Linked DNA regions of Homo sapiens: regions 1, 2, 4 and 5 are each linked to region 3. The links are chromatin contacts, found by Hi-C or POLR2A ChIA-PET in ENCODE. All regions are on one chromosome and are shown on one strand. The core of a region is the stretch at or near the end of the contact, and the rest is flanking DNA. Distances in the headings are between cores, read along the strand shown. Region 1 holds the start of TRMT61A (tRNA methyltransferase 61A). Region 2 holds the start of TRAF3 (TNF receptor associated factor 3). Region 3 has its middle 8.8 kb from the start of LBHD2. Region 4 overlaps MARK3 (microtubule affinity regulating kinase 3). Region 5 overlaps MARK3 (microtubule affinity regulating kinase 3).

What was found. A loop is a pair of places that touch in the nucleus more often than their neighbours do. ChIA-PET counts read pairs that join two places held with the same protein, here RNA polymerase II (POLR2A). Pooled maps may share reads with other maps.
Region 1: a pooled map shows a loop between it and region 3 (3-fold over the local background). The contact joins the promoter of TRMT61A here to the enhancer-like site in region 3. A Hi-C loop is called at or near these places in 1 of 168 maps with a recorded cell type or tissue (K562), 4 of 37 single-sample maps with no recorded cell type and 6 of 50 pooled maps. POLR2A ChIA-PET finds 5 or more read pairs at or near these places in 3 of 52 experiments (B cell, H1 and HEK293).
Region 2: a loop to region 3 is called in a map of PC-9, with 2.7 times the contacts of the local background. The contact joins the promoter of TRAF3 here to the enhancer-like site in region 3. A Hi-C loop is called at or near these places in 1 of 168 maps with a recorded cell type or tissue (PC-9) and 9 of 50 pooled maps. POLR2A ChIA-PET finds 5 or more read pairs at or near these places in 4 of 52 experiments (B cell, HEK293, PC-9 and 1 more).
Region 4: a loop to region 3 is called in a pooled map, with 5 times the contacts of the local background. The contact joins two enhancer-like sites. A Hi-C loop is called at or near these places in 5 of 50 pooled maps. POLR2A ChIA-PET finds 5 or more read pairs at or near these places in 3 of 52 experiments (B cell, H1 and HEK293).
Region 5: a loop to region 3 is called in a pooled map, with 2.6 times the contacts of the local background. The contact joins two enhancer-like sites. A Hi-C loop is called at or near these places in 2 of 50 pooled maps. POLR2A ChIA-PET finds 5 or more read pairs at or near these places in 2 of 52 experiments (AG04450 and WTC11).

The regions. Positions count from the first base shown.
Region 1 is chr14:103,527,803-103,530,682 of GRCh38, forward strand. TRMT61A (tRNA methyltransferase 61A) reads left to right here and starts at 1,394. Exons shown (of 4, transcript NM_152307.3): 1 at 1,394-1,459; 2 at 2,148-2,507. The coding sequence starts at 2,177. RefSeq lists silencers at 1,321-1,370, 1,381-1,550.
Region 2 is chr14:102,776,001-102,778,704 of GRCh38, forward strand. It overlaps TRAF3 (TNF receptor associated factor 3), which reads left to right and starts at 1,449. Exons shown (of 12, transcript NM_145725.3): 1 at 1,449-1,675. RefSeq lists an enhancer at 22-261 and silencers at 972-1,031, 1,122-1,731, 1,942-1,991, 2,232-2,291.
Region 3 is chr14:103,073,930-103,076,934 of GRCh38, forward strand. No RefSeq gene overlaps it. Among named protein-coding and RNA genes, the nearest start is that of LBHD2, 8.8 kb to the right of the region's middle. RefSeq lists an enhancer at 885-1,476 and a silencer at 1,670-2,119. Within about 2 kb of position 1,267, at least 25 of the 41 ENCODE cell types and tissues checked have a DNase peak (open chromatin) inside an H3K27ac peak, as active enhancers do; they include PC-9, where a contact is called at or near this core.
Region 4 is chr14:103,498,879-103,501,669 of GRCh38, forward strand. It overlaps MARK3 (microtubule affinity regulating kinase 3), which reads left to right. Exons shown (of 18, transcript NM_001128918.3): 17 at 1,278-1,322. Among named protein-coding and RNA genes, the nearest start is that of CKB, 23 kb to the right of the region's middle. Within about 2 kb of position 1,478, at least 9 of the 41 ENCODE cell types and tissues checked have a DNase peak (open chromatin) inside an H3K27ac peak, as active enhancers do.
Region 5 is chr14:103,416,435-103,419,393 of GRCh38, forward strand. The region is part of intron 2 of MARK3 (microtubule affinity regulating kinase 3); the gene reads left to right. Among named protein-coding and RNA genes, the nearest start is that of MARK3, 32 kb to the left of the region's middle. RefSeq lists enhancers at 2,038-2,147, 2,158-2,227. Within about 2 kb of position 1,342, at least 6 of the 41 ENCODE cell types and tissues checked have a DNase peak (open chromatin) inside an H3K27ac peak, as active enhancers do.

The DNA.
Region 1 (2,880 bases), core at 144-2,643, 450 kb after region 3:
GAGTGGGAGGCCATGGAAGGCCTCTCACCAGCTTACTCCTGGGGGCTCTCAGCCGCAGCTAGGGCAGGGACACAGAGGGGCTGAGGTTGGACCCCTAGGTTTCCATGATGGACCCTGAGAAGCCAATGCAAGGGCCACAAACAGCCTGGCCTGGCCTGCCCCAGAGGCGAGAGAGTTGAGAGTGCTCTACAGGCTGCCAGGGCTCCAGAGGGGAGCTCGCTCTGCAGGAGCCTGGCCACCTCATCTTACCAGGCTGGAGTGGCTGAGTGACTGGGGAGGGTGCCCTAGGGTCATTGCTAACTGGCTTGGGTTCGGGCGCAGGCTAAACCCTAGGCTGGGTAGGGGGGTCTCTGTTCCTCTCCAAGCTCTGGTCCTGAGAGCTAAGAGCTGGAGGAAGAAAATCCGTGTCCCCTGCCCCCGCTCCCCTGCACACACACTCCACAGAGGAGCCAGCTGGGAATGGTGTTGCTGAGACAGAACGCCACTCCCGCTTCCCTGTTCTGCCCATCCTCCAGCAGCACCTCCTCCAGTCTCCTGCCCAGGCTGCTCACCAGACCCAAAAGTGGGCCCAAGTCATCCAGTTCTCATTATGCCTTGGTTCGCAGGAGGGGACACAGGACCCCTACTCCCTCCTAGAAGCAGCTCTGCACTCAGGACAACGTGCCCCCGTCGGGGGAGGCAGGGCCTGGGCGGAAGGCCACTTCTGCAGACTTTTCCAGGCCCCCATCTGCTGCACAGAGCTCTGGCTGACCCTAGCCCAAGCCTTTTAGAACCGCCCCTTGACCTGCGATTCCTTTTCTGGAATTCATTTTAGGGCCCAGTCAGGGGTGTTCCCAGAGCAGTCTGCAATAACAAAATGTCTATGGCGAAGTGTCCTCATAGAGGACTGGGCAGTGAGCCACGGGCCAGCCCTCTGGTGAACCCCCAGGGGCCGTCAAAGGGGTCCGGGACAGCAGTGACAGCCAGGCCTTGGCTCCTGCCGCCCTTCAAATGTGCCTGGGTGCGACGGCAACCCGCGGCCGGCGGGGCGGGGGGACCTTTTGTTTGTTTGTTATTATTTGTAGAGATGGTGGGGGTCTCACTACGTTTCCCGGGCTGGTCTCGAACTCTTCAGCTCAGAAGAACCTCCCGCCTCGGCCTCCCAAAGCGCGGGATCACAGGCGAGAGCCACCGCGCCGGCCGGCCGCCATATGGATTTTGTCCAGTCTTTCGATCTTCCAGCGACCAGCAAATGTAAACAGAGCAGCTCACATGAGGGAAGAAGTCGCCCAGGAAACGTCCTCTGGGAGGGGCGGGAAGGGCAGCCTGGCGCTCCCAGGATCCCGTGCGCGGAGGGGGGGAGGGGGAGGCGGAGGCGGGGCGCGACGTCATCAGCGGGCGCGGAGCCGGAAGTGTTGTGGCCGCCGCCGCCGCGCGTCGCGGAGGCACGTGTGGAGCCCCGGCAGCAGGAGCGTCGCAGGTGAGACTCCGCGGGGTACAGGGTGGCAGGGCGCGGGTGAGGGTGACCCGGGCCGGGCACGGCGCGCAGGGCCTGTCCCTCCAGCCTCGCATGGGCGGCCCCCGCCGGCCCGGCCTGGCCCCTTGTTGCCTCTGCATCGGCTGGGCGGTGTTTGCGTGGACGGCCAGCTCCGCGTCCCCAGCCCCTTACTGGGGAGCCCTGAATCCTCTGTCATACCCTGCCACCTAGCCCCCGTGGGGGAGACTGGGGTGAGGAATCAAGCCTGGCTTGGAGGTGACCTCATTGACCATTTGCCTCTCCCCCGCCGGTGGACACCTCGCAAAGGCGCTTCCTCATCTCACATCTTGGGAATGGGAGTCAAGCTCCTGGAGAAGGGTGATGGGAGGGTCGGGTCCTCACTCCGGGAATCCTTGGGACCGAACTCCGCCATTGCCAAGCCTCAGTCTTTTCATCTCTGATTTAGGCTCATAGTCCCTGTCTCTTGTCCTAGACCAAGAAAGGCTTCAGAGGCCAGGCCAGAGTGCAGCGCTATTGGGCTCCCTGTCAGGCAGTGGCAGAGACTGAGGCTGAGCTAGCCACACCCCGCCCATGCCCACTGCTGGGATGTAGGCCTCGAAGCCTTCTACCTAGACCCTAGGCCCTCATCCTGCCTCCTGACTTGCTCATGCCTACACACACCCCTCCCCAGGTCCTTGGCCCTTGCCAGACATTAGCACCATGAGCTTCGTGGCATACGAGGAGCTGATCAAGGAGGGTGACACGGCCATCCTGTCACTGGGCCATGGTGCAATGGTGGCGGTGCGTGTGCAGCGTGGGGCACAGACCCAGACCCGGCATGGTGTCCTGCGGCACTCAGTTGACCTTATCGGCCGCCCCTTCGGCTCCAAGGTGACGTGCGGCCGAGGTGGCTGGGTGTATGTGCTGCACCCCACGCCCGAGCTCTGGACGCTGAACCTGCCGCACCGCACGCAGATCCTCTACTCCACAGACATCGCCCTCATCACCATGATGTTGGAGCTTCGGCCCGGCTCTGTGGTCTGTGAGTCTGGTGAGTTCCTCAGGCTGCCTCAGTTTAACGCAGAAATTGACACAAAGGTGGAGGTCAGAGCCTCCAGCCTGCCCTTCCTACAGACACATGTGGCTCCTCAGTTTCTATTTTCACATCTTTCCGGGATGCTGACAGCAGGGAGTGAAGGTGGAGGCAGAGAAGCCCGTTAGGAGGCTGGTGCTGTAACTGGAGTGAGAGGTGGTGGGAAATGGACCAGGAGGAGCTGGGGAGGACTGGTGCTCTAGTGAGGGTCCTGCTTGCCTTGGTGGGGCGTGGCCAGCTTGATGCTTGGCGCTGTCCTAGGTACTGACCGTCAACCTCTAGTCCTCCGTGCTGATGGTGAAGCAGAGAGAGTTGCCCCTTCTGGAAAGAG
Region 2 (2,704 bases), core at 199-2,698, 300 kb before region 3:
GTCCATAGGTCCCTGTGAGGGACGGCGAAGGCGGGCCTGTCACCTCTAAAAGAGCTGTGCCTGTGGCGCAGACGGGGGTGCCACTGTGGCCTGGTGAGTGTGGCTGTAGAACAAGCATCTGTTGGGCTAATGGAGCCAGAGACATGGTCCAATGTCTCTGATGTCCAGATAGACTTCCAGCAGCCAGGTCGGACTATCTGGGGTTCTGGAACGTTCCATGGGTGAAGCTGTAGGAGGAGATGCTGGACTTCCTGCCTCCACTCACATGAGTCACTGGAGCAATACAAGAAGGCAGACTGGCCTTGGCTACTCACACTGGTCTCAGCTCTGGGGTAGGGCTCTTTATAAGCCTTCTTGAGAAGTGAAAAATGCAAAGTCCTTTCTGTCCCCTCACCACTGACTTGCAAACTCCAGCGAAGGCCTCACCCCTCAGCTGGCCCAGAGCCTCCCAGAAGCCCTCCCTTCGCTTCCCACCTCGCCAGGCCCAGCCAGGCTGGGTGCTGCCTTGGTGGGCCTAGGTGAATCACTGACACACCACTGATGCCTTTGGGGCAGAAGGCAGAGGCCTCGGGAGAAATGCGCAGGCCCCAGCGGCCTGGTGGAGGGTGCAGGGGGCGCAGGGGCAGCCAGGACCGCCGAGGACGCTGGGGGCACGTGGCAAACTGGCTACCCTGTCCACCCGTGAGCAAGACACCACTCCGGGGGCGTGGGAGGGTCCAAGGGAGGGAGAAAGGAAAGTGCCACCAAACTAATGTGGAGCCCTGCCCTCTGCATGCGAAAAGGGGCTCCACGGCCTGAGTCACCCTCAGCCCCACCTGCGTGTGCGCGAGGGTGCGTGGCCTGGTACGCGTGCGCACGGTGTTGGTGAGCGTGTGTGTGCGTGTCCGCTTGAGGGGAATGTGACCGTCGTGTATGCGTCCGCGACAGTGCGGGGGGCCGCATATCGGACCCGTGCGTGTGCGTAGGGGTCGCGTGTGGCCATGGGCACACGGGCGTGCACGCACGGGGGCTGCGTATGCTATGCTGGCGTGGGGGGTGCGGGCGAGGTGGCCGCGGGGAGGAGCGGCGCCAGCACCTCTCGGCCCCCACGCGGCCTGCGTGGCTTTTTGACCCGGAAAGGCGGGGACGCGGGGACGCGCGGCGGCGGGGGCGCGGCGGGGGCGGCGCAGAGCGAGGAGGCCCGCGGGGCGCGCGGCGGGGACGGGAGGGAGGCGGGGGGCGCCCGGGGCCGTCCCCGCCCCGCGCCGCGGCGCCGCCGTTGCTAAGGCCGGGCGGGCGGCCGCCGGGCGCTAGGGCCCTTAGCAACGGGTCGCGGGCGCGCGCGGGGGGCCGGCGGGCGCGTGGGGCCGGCGGCGCTCGCGGGCTCCTGCCGCTCCCACGCGCGCGGGCGGCGGGGGCGGGGCGGCGGGCGCGCCGGGGATTTCCAGCGCGCGAGAGGAAGTGCCTGCGCGGGGCTGCGTGAGGGAGCGAGGGAGCGAGGGAGCGCGGCGCGGCCGCCGCGTGCGCGAGCCGGGGTTGCAGCCCAGCCGGGACTTTCCAGCCGGCGGCAGCCGCGGCGGCCGCCGGCTCTTCCCCGCCCCCCGCCATGGGGCAGCCCGGGGAGCAGAACGCTGCGGACCGCGGCGGAGGACGCGCCCGGCGCCCCTGAGCCGGCCGAGCGGCGACGGACCGCGAGGTAAGGGGCCGCGGCGGGCGGGCGGGCCTCCGGCGCGCGGCCGGGCGCCTCCATCCCCGTCGCCTCCATCCCGCGCCCTGGGCGGCGGGGCCCGGGGGCCTCGGGGCTGCCCGGCGCGGGCCCGGCGCGGCGCAGGCCCGGCCCGTCCCAGCGGCGACGGCGGGGCGCGGCTTCAGCCTGGCCCCGCGCCCCAGCCGGGCTGCCTCCCGCCTCCGGACGCCTCAACTTCGGCAAACTTTGTCCCGGAGGCCGGGCTCGGGGCCCGAGGGGGCCGGGGCGCCCGCACCTTTTCAGGAAACGGGGCGCGCAGGCCTCGCTACGGCCGTGACCCCCGCTGGCGTTGAGGACCCGGCACCCCGCGGGGCCGCGGGTTTCACGCGGGGGGACGGGCGGCTCAGGGGCTGCGTGGCCGAGCGCGCTGCCCGGGCCGGCCGGGGGGGCCCGGGCGTTATTGGAAAGTTGGTCCTGAGTCATTCCGCCTCAGAGGCGCCTCCGACCGCTTGGCGGGCGGCGCGGGGGTCCGGGTATGGGCAGAGGGCGCGAATCCCCCTCGCGCGGCCGCCGAGGGCCGGCGACTCCCGGGGCACCGGGCGGCTCCTGGCCGCGGGCTCTGCGTCTTCCCCGCGGGCGCCAGGCGGCTCTCGGCGGGCTGGCCGGTTCCACGCCGCCAGCCAGCCCCGTGTGGGGACTTCGGTCTAGTATTTGGACCCGAGGAGATAATTCTGTGTGGAAAATTCTCTCCCTTCGGTTGGAAACAGTAACAAACTGGAAACGGATGAGGTGTTATGGACGTGCTTGGAAATGCAAGAAACCTTCAGATTACGAGCTGTTGACGGGACCAGTTGTATTTCACGTTTTTCGAATTAAGCTCAGAATCAGTTTTCAGAATGACATGTGATGCGTGGTGCGTGGTGTGTGTGCCTGTGTGTGTGTATGGATATAATTCATTCATTTTTGTGGCGTCAGAAAGGTTATGTCGAGCGTTGTAGCGGCTTCTTAATTTACATTCACGGCATACAACTGAAGAGG
Region 3 (3,005 bases), core at 17-2,516:
CCAGGGCCATGAAGGGCTGGACCCCTATCTCCCTGGCGGCCACAGTCACATCTTTGCCCCTAGGGCTCAGGGGATTCCCTTGGAGGCTTTTAGAGCTCAGCAAGAATCAGTTCAACCTGTGGCTGCTGGGGTGTGGGCGGGTTCTGCATGATTTGCGGGCCCAGCACCCATCATGCCTGTCCGCAGGGCTCAGCGCCCCTGGTGCAGGAGGAGAGGGAGGGCAACAGGGCTCCCCTGTGGGCCGCTGGCCTTGGGGGTTCCTCCCTTGGCTCTGGGCTTCTCCAGCTGTGGTTCCAGGGCAAGCCTCTTTCCCTCCCAGTCTCAGTATGTGTTCCTGTACCGCCCCAGTGCTGTCCTGGGACTGGAGGTCTCCAGGCCCCAGCTGGGGTGTGGCCAGTGTCAATGTAGCTGCAGTGACGGGGTGTCTCCCCACCCCGGCACCTTCCTGCCTCCGGGGCCCCGCAGCCCAGTGCACAGTGTCATGGTGCACTCCAGGACGGAGCTCTCCCCTCACAAGCTCTGTGACCCCAGGCAGGCTCTTCAGCCTCTCGGTCCCTGGTTTCCTCCCTGTAAATGGGATACTACGCCATCTTTATAGGGCTTCCATGATTCAGTGAAGCCATCTGGTTTCAGGCCAATTGCCTGGAGAGTGCCTGCTCACAGGACATGCGGTGTGAGCTGAGCTAGGATTATGGCGTAGCTCTCCAGCACACTTGTGCACTATACACACACATACCATTTCCGTCTTACCCACCACCGTACTAAGGAGGACTTTTTAAGAAGGGGCACACACTTTAGAGTTAATGTTTGTTACACAAAGGTGGCCCACGACAATTAGTGCTCATTTAGCACGTGCCTGGCAGCAGGACCTTGCCCACCTCTGTGAACAGGAGCTGCCCCTTAGTGAGGTGAGACTGTGCTGGCCACACGGCAGGACCTGGCCATCCCCAGAGCTTCCCAGCTGGAGGCTGCCAGCTGCTGCCCTCAGCAGTGAGGAGTCCTCAGAGGCTCTGGAAGTTACAACCCTGACCCTCCGCCTGAGACCTGAGCCCTGCCAGGCCTGTCTGTGTGCACAGCACCAGGGTTAAAGTGGGGCCAAGTAGGGCAGGCGACAAGCAAGGTCCCCTGCGGTGGGCGGGCTGAGGGTGGGGCAGGCTGAACTCTGCCAGCCCAGGGCGGGCCGGATGACCTCAGCTCCGGGTGACACCGGTGGGCGTCGGGTGTGGCCTCAGACAGCTCCCTTCCTCCCCGGCTGGTTGCCAGGTCAACACCGGGTGGGACTAGCCTCTGGTGTCGGCAGTAGCCCCATGCTCCCGGCCTTTGGGTTCTTGCATGCGCCGTCCCCATCACCTGGCTGCCCCTCTCACTTCCGTCTCCACCTGTCCCGGGTCACCTGTCCTTCAAGCCAGAAATTAAGGACAGCACCCCCTCCCAGACCGCCTGGCTGCAGTCCCGGGATGGGCGCTCCTAGTCGCCTAGATCGGGCCCCCGCTGAGCCCGATCCCCCTCCCCGCTCCGCGCCGGAGCCGAGCTCCCTGCGCCGGACCAGCAAGCGCCCGGGCCTCGACTTCCCCTTCCGTGCAATGGGAAGCAAGCCTCGCTTTCCTATGAGCAGGGTGTCGGCTCCGCGCGGGCCCCGGCCCTGGATCCTGCTTGGCTTTGCCTGGAGCCTCATTCTCTCCGGCTGTGCCGGGGGAGGCTGGAGGCGGCGGCGAGGGGGACAGGAGTGTCGCCCGGCTCCTCCGCCCGCGGCCGCCGAGGGACGTGGTCGGGCGTTCCTCTCTCGAGCCGGGAGGGGGCGCTGGAGCACCGGGAACCCGGGGCCGTTAGCACCGCCCCTCCTGCCGACGCCCCGCCTCCGGCCGCGTTTCCCCGGGCCTGGTCCCGCTCCGCTCCGCGGCGCCTCCTCTCCGCAACTCCCACTAGGAGGGCAGACCCTCAGCCGGAGCCGAGGCCGCGCCCCGCAGCCGCGCCCCGGGGCTGCCCCTGTGGGTGGAGCCTCTTAGGACGACATCCAAACACCCCGGGCGGGCGCGGGACTCACGCCGGGAATCCCAGCACTTTGGGAGGCCGAGGCGGGCGGATCACCTGAGGTCAGCAGATCGAGACCAGCCTGAGCAAGATGGTGAAACCCCGTCTCTGCTAAAAATACAAAATTAGCCTGGCGTGGTGGTGGGTGCCTGTAATCCCAGCTACTCAGGAGGCTGAGGCAGGAGAATCGCTTGAACCTGGGAGGCGGAGGTTGCAGTGAGCTGAGATCACGCCACTCTGCACTCCAACCTGGGCGACTGAGCGAGACTTCGTCCCAAAACAAACAAACAAAAAAACCCACCAAAAAATAAAAAACTGAAACCGTATTTTTTTTTTCGACAGGGTCTTGCTCTGTAACCCAAGCTGGAGTGCAGTGATGCGATCACGGCTCAATGCAACCTCAACCTCTCCGGGCTCAAGTGATCCTCCCACCTCAGCCTCCCAAGTAGCTGGGACTACAGGCGCCGCCACTCCTGGCTCCTTTTTTTTTTTCTTTTTTGAGACGGAGTCTGCCTCTATCGCCCAGGCTGGAGTGCAGTGGCTCGATCTCGGCTCACTGCAACCTCCACCTCCCAGGTCCAAGCAATTCTTCTGCCTCAGCCTCCCGAGTAGCTGGGACTACAGGCGTGTACCACCGTGCCCGGCGAATTTTTGTATTTTCAGTAGAGAGGGGTTTCACCGTGTTGCTCAGGCTGGTCTCTCTCTCGTGACCTCCAGATGATCCGCCCGCATGGTCCTCCCAAAATGCTGGGATTACAGGCGAGAGCCACCGTGCTTGGCTAATTTTTTTTTTTTTTAGATGGAGTCTCTATCTGTCGCCTGGGCTGGAGTGCAGTGGCGTGATCTTGGCTCACATCAAGCTCTGCCTCCTCGGTTCACGCCATTCTCCTGCCTCAGCCTCCTGAGTAGCTGGGACTATAGGCGCCCACCACCACGCCCGGCTAATTTTTGTATTTTTAGTAGAGACGGGGTTT
Region 4 (2,791 bases), core at 228-2,727, 430 kb after region 3:
GATTATCCACAGGCATGCAAAAGGTAAGTATTAGTTGTGTTATTTTTATTTCACTGAGGATGGAATTAGCAAAAGGCTTTAAAATGACAGGAAAATTAGCTAATACAGAAAACAAGCATAAAATTCAAAGCTACAGCCTCATTTGATTTGGCTTTTTCAGAAATTAAAATGTGAACAGCTGCGTAGCAGAAATGTTTTAATATTTTCAGAGTTGAAAGCCACTTTCCAGCAACCACTGAAGAAAGAGTATCTCATTATTTTTACTTAAAGCACTACAGAAAGTGGTGTTCTGATTTTATTAATATTTTTTAGGCCAGGCATGGTGGCTTATGCCTGTAATCCCAGCACTTTGGGCGGATCACTTGAGCCCAGGAGTTCAAGACCATCCTGGACAACATGGCAAAACCCCGCCTCTACAAATAATATAAAAATTAGCCGGGCATGGTGGCACGCATCTGTGGTCCCAGCTACTCAGGAGGCTGAGGCAGGAGGATCACCTGAGCCCTGGGAGGTCAAGGTTGCAGTGAGCCATGATCATGCCACTGTGCTCCAGCCTAGGGGAGTGAGACCCTGCCTCAAAAAAGAAAAACATATTTTTTGATGGTGATAATCAAGAAACCAAAAATATTGCTTTCTTAATGCACACATGAGGCAGGAAATCTTTCCTGAAGGGCTACATTGTACCTGTGCCTCTCAAGTCACCAGAAGGCCAAGCTGCAGGTCAAAACTGCGGGAAAAGCACTTTCTTCCTGTTGGCAGTTCCATTCTATTATTATTTTTTAATTGATCTTCCCACTTGTCTGATTTTTCCTTGGACAGAACAGGTAATAACTGAATATAGAATCCAGCTGATAGCCTCATTGGCTTTTAATTGGAAACCCATTATACTGTGTGGCACAATTAGAAAGTGAGAATAACCCCATTCTGAGGCCGAGTGTGCTCAGGCTGAAGAGCCAGCAGGAGTGCCCGCTGTGCGTGCGTGGTGTGCGGTGTGTGCAGTGTGCAGCGTGCAGCGGTATGGCATGCAATGTGTGTGATGTATGCAGTGTGCAGCATGGAGCTGGCCCCTGTGCACACCCCTGCAGCCTTGTGGAAGAAGGTAGCGCTGGCTCAGTCAAATGAGAGGAAGAGTTTTCATAAGCCCGGCTGGTGTTTAAAACGTGTTTTGGCTTTGTTCATTTTATGGTGTTGGTGTTGGTATTGGTGGTCATGTACTGGCATGTAAGATTTCTTTTCTCTTTCCCTCTTCTCTCTGCTTCTACATTCTGTTCATTGAGGCTTCCAACTGAATATGAGAGGAACGGGAGATATGAGGGCTCAAGGTGAGGGAAATGATTTTTACTTAAAATTTTTTTCAGGTGTTTACTTCATTTCTGTGGCAGAGGCGACTATTTTCTGAATGTTCCCTACTGTATTCCTGCTGTCTCTGTAGGAGTTACGTAGAGAGGGTGGCCACAAGGGGGCGCCAGCCTGCCATGAGCACCGTCCAGATCCAGCTTGGCCTCCGCTCTACATTTGTGTTTGTGTTCAAAGCACGGCGAGGCCTTCAGCCTTCCTGCCTGGGCGTTAACAGCCTTTGGAGGTCTGGGTTGGGTAGCAGTGCTCAGAGAAATAAGCCCTCAGTTCATCACTGACCCCTCACATGGTTCTCTTCACAAGGAATAAAAGCAAAGTACTTAATAGAATGTCCATATTTCAAACTAGATATGTTTTCTTCTAAGAATGGTGATTATATAGTTGAGTGTTTTGCTTTTCTTTTTTTTTTTTCTGAGACACGGTGTCGCTCTGTCACCCAGTCTGGAGTGTAGTGGCGTGATCAGGGCTTACTCGAGTTCCCAGGCTTATGCGATCCTCCCACCTCAGCCTCCTGAGTATCTGGAACCACAGGCACTGCCACCATGCTGGCTAATTTTTGTATTTTCTGTAGAGATGGGGGTCTCGCCATGTTGGCCGGGCTGGTCTCAAACTCCTAGGCTCAAGTGAACCTCCCACCTCAACCTCCCAAAGTGCTGGGATGACAGACATGAGCCCCCGCACCCAGCCTTGCTTTTCCATTTTGTATAGTTATCATTGCATGGATTTGAGGGGAGGCAATCACCAGGTAGCCTTAGGACTCTATGTCCCTTGTTCTAGGTCTCTTCCACTTGTGCCCTTTTTTTATGCCAGTCACCAGCAGGCTATTTCAGGTCCTCATTCACCGTTTGTCCTTTTGGTCTTTCTAAAAGCCCGCTTCTGGTCATATGACCTTTCTGAATTAAAACCTTCAGTGACCTCCACTATTTCACCTGGCCACGTCCCTGCGAGGCCCTGAGTGGCGTGGTCCAGGCTGCCCCAGCAGCCCCAGCTCTGCTGCCCCATCAAGGCAGAGCACTAGGGTGAGTGCCAGGCAGCATTCCCTCTCCAGGCCTACCCATCCCAGCCAGGAGCAGGCTCTAGATCCTGGTTTGTTTCCCCACCCATAATAGGAAGGTGACATAATAGGACCTACGTGGGCATCAAGTAAGTTGGGGCCTGACCACCACAAGTGCTCATTAAGTGCCACCAGCTGTTGTGGGGGTGATGACACTGTGCCTCCAGTTCCACTCAGTCTGTGTACTTTATTATGCCACAGACACATCCTGTACTTTCCTACCTCCCCTTTGGCTGTGATCCCCTCTACTCAAAACAAACACTCTTCCCTATCTTCATTGCATTTTGTTGAAATCCCATGGCTCTTCATAGCTCTCCTCAGATGCAGGCCCACCCCCACCCGTGCTGTTTCCTCCTTGTCTCATCCTGCCTGTCACGTTCT
Region 5 (2,959 bases), core at 92-2,591, 340 kb after region 3:
GCATTGGTCTTTGGATAACATGGACAGTTCTTCCATAGAAATAGGAGGAAAGCAAGCCAGGCGTGGTGGATCACGCCTGTAATCCCTGCACTTCGGGAGGCCGAAGCGAGTGGATCACCTGATATCAGGAGTTCGAGACCAGCCTGGCCAACATGGTGAAACCTCATCTCTACTAAAAATACAAAAAATTATCTGGGCATGGTGGCGTGCCCCTGTAATCCCAGCTACTCAGGAAGCTGAGGCAGGCGAATTGCTTGAACCCAGGAGGCAGAGGTTGTGGTGAGCCGAGATCGCACCACTGCAGTCCAGCCTGGGCAACAAGAGCAAAACTCTGTCTCAAAAAATAAAGAAAGAAAATAAAGTAAAGAAATAGGAGGAAAGCAGAGGGTGCCGGCATCAGTGCAGGTGAGGGGATCCTTATGGTAGTAGGAGCTTGTAGAAATTTTCTGAGTGCAAACTGTTTTTTCAGTAAAATGGAAAGCAAACTGATCTGCTACGATGAGGAGATGTATTAGAGATGTGAGGAGGTTAAAATAATTGCCAGATAAGCAGGAGAGTGAATGGACTAGAGAAATGTAATAGAATTGCCAGGCAGCCTTAAGGCTTCCCTGAGGTTGGTGACCAAGGATTTAAAGTGGGAAGAGTCAGCATGGCGTTGTGCTACTCTCCAGCCACATTCAGTTGCCCAGCTGCAGGCATGGCATTTGCAGAGATTGGGGTTTTGTCACATTAGTATAGTGAAAGGACAAAGGAGCATTGTTATACAACACCCCAGGAGCATTGTTATACAACAACATCACAATGAAATTAGTGATATAATTAGGAACTAAGAACTTGAGGAGGAAGACTGACCCTATGAAGGTGTGGGGTCAGTGAATTACAGATCCTGGTAAGTTCCAACAGTTATTAGAGTACTAGATTGAGTGAGCAGGAAGGTAGAAGAAGTTAGTTAAAGAATGGGAAGCTCAAACTTGGATCATGAAAGGTTTTCAGATATTGGGAATGTCAAAGACTGGAGTATAACCATGTAAGTAGCTTAAGTATGTAATATTTTTTTTCTTTCTGGAAGTTTATCCTTGGTTTTTAGAAATTAGCCATTGAGGTGCCAAGGGTTAGTCTTCATTCATTGTTCTTGGTGCTCATTGGACCCTTTTAATATAGAGGTTTTTGTCTTTCAGTTCTGGAAAATTGTCTCTTTTTTAACTTAAAAATCTTCATTCTGGAATCCTTAAGCAGAGACTGGAGTGCTTGAAAAGAGCCTCAAAATCTATCTTCTATCTCTATGTTTTTACTTTCTGGGAGATATTTTTAACTTCATCTTCCATTCTTTCTGTTAAAAATGTGTGTGTGGGCCGGGCACGGTGACTCATGCCTGTAATCTCAGCACTTGGGGAGGCTAAGGCAGAAGTGTCACTTGAGGTCAGGAGTTTGAGACCAGCCTGGTCAACATGGTGAAACCCTGCCTCTACTAAAAATCCAAAAAAATTAGCTGGGCGTGGTGGCGCGCACCTGTAATCCCAGCTACTCAGGAGGCTGAGGCAGGAAAATCTCTTGAACCCGGGAGGCAGAGGTTGCAGTGAGCCGAGATCGCGCCACTGCACTCCAGCCTGGGTGACAGAGCAAAACTCTGTCTCAAAAGAAAGAAAGCTGTGTGTGTGTCTCCTCTTCTCTCCCCAGCTCACTCTTTGATCATTTTCATCTGTTTGTTGTTACTGTCTTTACAGCATCTAGCCCTGGTATTATGAATGTTGTTTCTTCTGCTGACTCCCTGAGAATAGTAAAGGCTTTTTTTTTTTTTTTTTTTTTTTAGCTCTTTTATAAAGTAGATTTTTGTTCCCTGCATTGCTTCTCTTTTTTTCTGGGGTTCTTTCTTGTTACCGCTCTTTCATATAGAGACTTTCTCTGGATGTCTGGTAGCCTCTGGTTGTCTGTACCTAATGTGGAGCCCTAAGCATCTGATCACAAGCTGTGTTTGTATGAATAGGACATGTTTGACCACAGAGCTTTCCTATTGGGAGTTGTCTGGTGCTTTTATTGAAGACCCCAGATATTTGTGTCCTTAGATTTCTGAGAGTATCCAGTTTCTCTAGATAAGAATCTTCTCTTCTGCCTGGGAGGAACTGATGATCCCACCCCTCAGTCACTTAGTCCTCCCCCGCCTGCCTTTTCATCTGTTGCTTCACTCCTGAAACCACGTTTCTTCATCCTGGGGTGTGTGAAACTTCCTGAGACTTTGCATAAATGCTTATGTTTAGTCACGAGTTTGTTGGTGAAGACTATGTTAACAACTTTACAGAAAGTTTGGAGAATAGAGAAGAAAAACCCCACAATCCTAATATTCTGAATACCATTTTTGTTTTTGTATATTTTCCATATACATGTTTTTTCAACATATTTTTGATTATAATTTTGTATCTTGTTTTTTCCGCCCTCGGAATTTTATCCAAAGCAGTTTTCTACGTTGCCACTAATCGTCATAATTGTTCATTTCAGTGGTTGTGTACAATGCCATTGATGAGAACAGCAGTTCTCAAACGTTTCTGTCTCAGAACTCCTTTAAATTGAAAATTGAGGCTGGGCGCGGTGGCTCACGCCTGTAATCCCAGCACTTTGGGAGGCTGAGGCGGGCGGATCACGAGGTCAGGAGATCGAGACCATCCTGGCTAACATGGTGAAACCCCGTCTCTACTAAAAATACGAAAACAAAATTAGCTGGGCGTGGTGGCGGGCGCCTGTAGTCCCAGCTACCAGGAGGCTGAGGTGGGAGAATGGCGTGAACCCGGGAGGTGGAGCTTGCAGTGAGCCGAGATTGTACCACTGTACTCCAGCCTGGGTGACAGAGCGAGACCCCGTCTCATAAATAAATAAATAAATAGAAAATTGAGAACTCCCCAAAGCTTTTATTTATTAGGGTTATATGTATTGATAGCTGCTGAATTGGAAGTTATTACTTAGGAAA